Linked DNA regions of Homo sapiens: region 1 is linked to region 2. The links are chromatin loops, found by intact Hi-C in ENCODE. Cell type or tissue: GM12878. All regions are shown on one strand.

Region 1 (2,500 bases), 69 kb before region 2:
CTTTCTGAATAATATTTGTGTTGTAATTATCCTCCAAGTCGGCTGGTGGTTCTTCTCTTCTTGCCTATTCTTTTCTAAATATTTGGAGACTGGACTCTTCAGATTTGTCCAAGGAGATTAACTCCCTAGTCTGACCCGAGGTGGCCACTGACTTCTCCAAGTCAGAGAAAGATTGGTTCTTGGATTGGCTCTGATTCTTTCCACTGCTACTTGAAGTCAAGTGCTTCAGGACACTCCTAAAGCATTTGGGAGGGACAAGTGAACTGCCTCGAAATGAAACAGACAGTGGAGAAACAAGTTCAAGTTCAAGTGGAGAAATAAGTTGTGAAATAAAATACTGGGTCTCACACTGTTTGCGAGAGCCAGTCCCCCCCGCTCCTTCTTTCTTTCTGCAAATCTCTTTTAAGTATGAGCTAAGAGAAGAGAGACACATGCCTCATTAAGAAGACACACAGAGGCCAGGCACAGTGGCTCACACCTGTAAGCCCAGCACTTCGGGAGGCTGATGTCGGGCGGGTTGGGGGAGGTGGATTACTTGAGGCTGGGAGTTCAAGACCAGCCTGGCCAACATGATGAGATGGAGAAACCCCGTCCCTACTGGGCATGTTGGCATGTGCCTGTAATCCCAGCTACTTGGGAGCCTGAGGCAGGAGAATCACTTGAACCTGGGAGGTGGACATTGCAGTGAGCCGAGATCGTGCCACTGCACTCCAGCCTGGTCGACAGAGTGAGACTCTGTCTCAAAAACAACAACAACAACAAAAACCACACACACACACACACACACACACACAGAATACCCCAGAGGGAAATGAGCTTCCAGAGAGTAAATTACAAAAGTAGTTAAAAAGGTTTGACATTTATTGGTGGCAAAATCTACAGGACTCAAAGAAAGGGAACTAAGCACGGATGAAGGGGGGGCATGACAGGTTATGTAGCTTTCTCCGATTTAATTCAAACATTTTATTGATCCCTCATTGCACCCATTGCAGTTTTCATAGTATTGCCTTAGCTCCAAAGTCGCCCTTATGCCTCTGCTCTGAGATCATGGACTGGACCCTGTAAGCATTTCTCCTTTACAGTGAGCCTCATCAGTAGGGGGCCCTAAAGGGCCACTGCAAGAGGAAGGGGATTTCTTCAGATTTGGATGTTGTTGGGCTGCAGAGTGTGCCTGTGGGGACTTTCGGTCATGCTCTGCCCCAGCTGCAAGCCTGGAGTGCATAGTTGCTCAGTGACCTTGCAGCCCTAGCCTGGGCCCAGTAACCACTTCACGGTGGCCCTCCTGCTGCAGGCACTGCGTGCTGCAGGCCTTGCACTGGCAGCGTGCCCCGACTCTCTCTCCACACACACCCCTGTCCACCAACCTCCTCTGGCCTGCACCCCAGAGGGCGCTCTGCTGCTCAACCACTGTGAACCAGCCCTGGCTCAGGTCAACCTCGTGAACTTCCCCACCATCCTGCTTCTCCAATGAAGTCTGAACCCCAGCCATGCAGAGAGGCCCCTGCCAAGTTTGTCCTTCCTGGGTATTCTCTCTCAGCCTTAGGGTATCCTTTGGAGTTCCCTTTACATCCTTATAGTTGCTCCCATCAGAGATCAATAATTCCTTCTATTACATTTCTCCTATTCAAATTACTGCATGGTTTCTATCTCCTGATTGGGCCCTGACTGATACACCCATTGCATACAAAGTGCTGCCCTGGGCTTGAGGGACTACAAAGATAGCCCTTGAGAGGTTACCATCTAGTAGGAGAGACAGACTGGGGAGCTATCACCAAAAATACAAGGCAGAATGGAGTATGTGCTGCAAAAGAAAGAAAAGAATAGGCTGTCAGCTGGCCGCAGTGGCTTACACCTGTAATCCCAGCACTTAGGGAGGCCAAGGCGGGTGGATGGCTTGAGGTCAGGAGTTCGAGACCAGCTTGGTCCACATGGTGAAACCCCAGCCGGGTGTGGTGGCACATGCCTGTGAACCCTGGTACTCAGGAGACTGAGGCATGAGAATCGCTTGAACTCGGGAGGCAGAGATTGCAGTGAGCCGAGATTGTGCCACTGCACTCCAGCCTGGGCGACACAGTGAGACGCCATCTCAAAAAAAAAAAAAACAAAAAAGAAGAAGAAGAAAAAGAAAAGAATAGGCTGTAAAACTAGGGAAGGGAACTATTAATGTTGCTTTAAGAACATTATGCCCATATTAATATTATTCCTGCTTTTCAGATGAGAAAACCAAGGCTGAAAGAAGTAAAGAGGCTTGCTCAAAGTCACATGGCCAGTCAGCAGAGAAGCTCAGACTGGAGGGCAAGTCTGTAGGCTTCACCAGGTCCTTCCATGATTAAAACAAACAAACAAAAACAAAACCGCCTCTTAGCATCCAACCGCTAAGATAAACATCAATCAAAACTGCTACCTGCATCTTTCTAGAAAGAAAAATTCAGAATCTGAGTCTCCTGCTACTTAAAAAGTGTGTGTCCTGAGAAACTGTCACTGAGAACCTCCCAGCAAC
Region 2 (2,500 bases):
AGCAAGTGGAAACGGGATAATCTGAACAAACAAAACTGGCTGTTCCAAAGCTCCTGCTTCACCAGGCACTAATTGGGGTGCTGAGATGTAGAGGCGAGCTCTGGTCCCACACAAGGGCAGCGGTACATCTGTGAATAGGCTGGTTTGCAACTGGCTCGTCCATACAACCAGTTCATTTTCTAAATGGAAACAAATCCAAATGCACAAACCCACTGCCATCCCAACGTACTGCTGACTTTGCTGTGTGGTTGAACAGAACTGACTTTGCTTGAAAAGGAACTTACGGGTTCTGTGTCACCTGATTCTAAAAATAAAACACTTCCATTACTGTTGGGCATTCTTCAAAAAACTTTGGTATCTGAGTAATAGTCATCTTCAGGCAACACATTAGCTCACTGAAATTTAGAAAAAAATAACATTTACTGAAATAGAATTGATCCACTGGCATAGTTAGTGGGCACATAATGGCTCTGACCTAAAGAGAAGTTTCTGGAACACCTCTAAGTCTTAAAAGATTGGCCTTGCAAAATCCAAGATCCCTTGGACAAATCAGCTCGGGAAACGTTGCATGCCACAGCTCCCTTTGGAGATTCACAATGTACATTAGAATAAGAAAGGCTCTGAGAAGTCCTATAATTATAAAATCTGTTTAGCTCTGTATAGCCCATCCCTTACTTAATGGGCTGTGTACCATCTTGAATGGTAGTTATAAATGGTTCTAGACTGCTTCCATCTAAATTCTCTAGAACTGTGACGATTTTTGAGCTTGGTCGTTCTGGCTCTGTGATGACACCGGTCTCACATAATCTTCTTTGTTTTTGGGTTTTTTTGTTTGTTTATTTTTTGTTTTTGAGACAGGGTCTTGCTCTGTCACCCAGGCTGGAGTGCAGTGGCATGATCCCGGCTCACTGCAACCTCCACTTCCTGGGTTCAAGGTCAGCCTCCCGAGGAGCTGGGATTACAGGCATGCGTCACCATGCACAGCTAATGTTTGTATTTTTAGTCGAGACAAGGTTTCACCATGTTGGCCAGGCTGGTCTCAAACTCCTGACCTCAAGTGATCCGCCTATCTCAGCCTCCTGAAATGCTGGGATTACTGGCATCAGCCACCACACCTGGCCTTACTGTCCTCTTCTCCACAAGGGTGCTTTTCAGGCCCGTGCCTAATTGCTGCCTTGCTCATCAGTGCCCCCAACTGGAGGACTGTTTCTTTGGCCTGGTCCCTAAAAAAAGGATATTTCCCTTTGTCTAAAAAAAATTATGTACTGCACTAAATATCGAGGGTTAATTGTGATACATAGATAAAAGTTATTTCCTAACCCGCTAACTCCTGACTCCATGGCCTCAAAGAAGGGACTCTTAGGGACTTTCACCCTCTTAGCTTACATCGTAGATGAGATAGCCAGATTTTTTTTCTTTAATTTCCTAACAAGCCCAATCCTAGAGGTCTGGTATAATAAACATAATCTTCCCTGGACTTGTTCCTGTGTTCCTAGTTATGAAATACAGTGGTTTGTACTGCCCCTTGGCTGGGACTCAGGGGAAGGTGCGGGGAAGAAAGGCTTAAGAAAGGAGACGGGGCTTGGGAGGAATGGGGGTCACTGGTCTCTAAACACAGCACCTATCAGCTCTTTGGATTACTGGGGGAGCTTGATAAGGCCCAGACTGTGAGGGCAATTCCTATCCCAGATAGTTTAGTGGCTTTCAGAAACATACCTCATTCTCCCCATGGCCACTCCTGGGCAGATAACCCGGGTTCACCTGGGGTGACTGATGACAGACTCTCAGCTGTGAGCAGCCTTTCCTCTCTTTCTTGGCTCTTCTAAACCAGCCCTGAGTAATCTCTCTCTCATAGTGGCTCAATACGATTTGAGGTTCTCATGAAAGAGTCATTTCATCCTCCCTGGTCTGTTGCAATTTTATTTTTCCACCTCTCTCATCTAAATAATTTAAAATGTTGGGTAACATTGACAACCCATCTGCCTTTGCTTCTGTCATTCTAACTAACACAAAGGTGCATCCCATTTCTCCTCTTTTGTGGATTCTTATTAAGAGAGATGCCGGTGGAGAGGGGTGATCACGGTCGCAAAATATATACGCCAACTGTATTACTCTAGGTCCCTGCTATCCATTTCCTGTAACTTAAGTTTTCAAATTCCTACAAACAAGAAGAAAATCCTTTGTTCTTCATTAGTACCAAGGCTGAATTGATACTGCTGATTTATGCTCATCTGAAAGCGCAGACTTTTTTTTTTTTTTAGCTCTAGAAAAACAAAATCAACTCCTTTGGAAGGCAGCCAGTCTCCTCAGGCACCTTTCTTTGCAGACTTTACCAACTTCAGAAGAACCCACCAGTTTGGAAGAACTGGTTGAATGGTCTGTCCTCTGTGAAACTGTCATTGTGTTGTTGTTTACTGTATAATTAAGTGTTTTTTTTTTCCCATAAGCAAGCTAAAGATGTTTTTCCCACTTCCTGGGCAAATGGCATTTCCACATAATT

What was found. Hi-C counts contacts between places; a loop is a spot of excess contacts. Peaks named below come from ENCODE experiments on the same cell type or tissue, not always from the same donor. Only the 100,000 strongest peaks of a DNase experiment are listed, where the experiment ranks them.
Region 1: it touches region 2 in a loop (8-fold over the local background); 2 of 110 quality-filtered maps call a loop at or near these places.

The regions. Positions count from the first base shown.
Region 1 is chr17:67,627,533-67,630,032 of GRCh38, reverse strand. The region is part of intron 5 of PITPNC1 (phosphatidylinositol transfer protein cytoplasmic 1); the gene reads right to left. Among named protein-coding and RNA genes, the nearest start is that of NOL11, 89 kb to the left of the region's middle. In GM12878, CTCF peaks have their summits at 1,106 (motif pointing right) and 1,392 (motif pointing right); no DNase peak of the experiment used is centred here.
Region 2 is chr17:67,558,226-67,560,725 of GRCh38, reverse strand. All of the region lies in intron 4 of PITPNC1 (phosphatidylinositol transfer protein cytoplasmic 1), which reads right to left. Among named protein-coding and RNA genes, the nearest start is that of MIR548D2, 88 kb to the right of the region's middle. In GM12878, a CTCF peak has its summit at 1,191 (motif pointing left); no DNase peak of the experiment used is centred here; H3K27ac peaks cover 238 bases.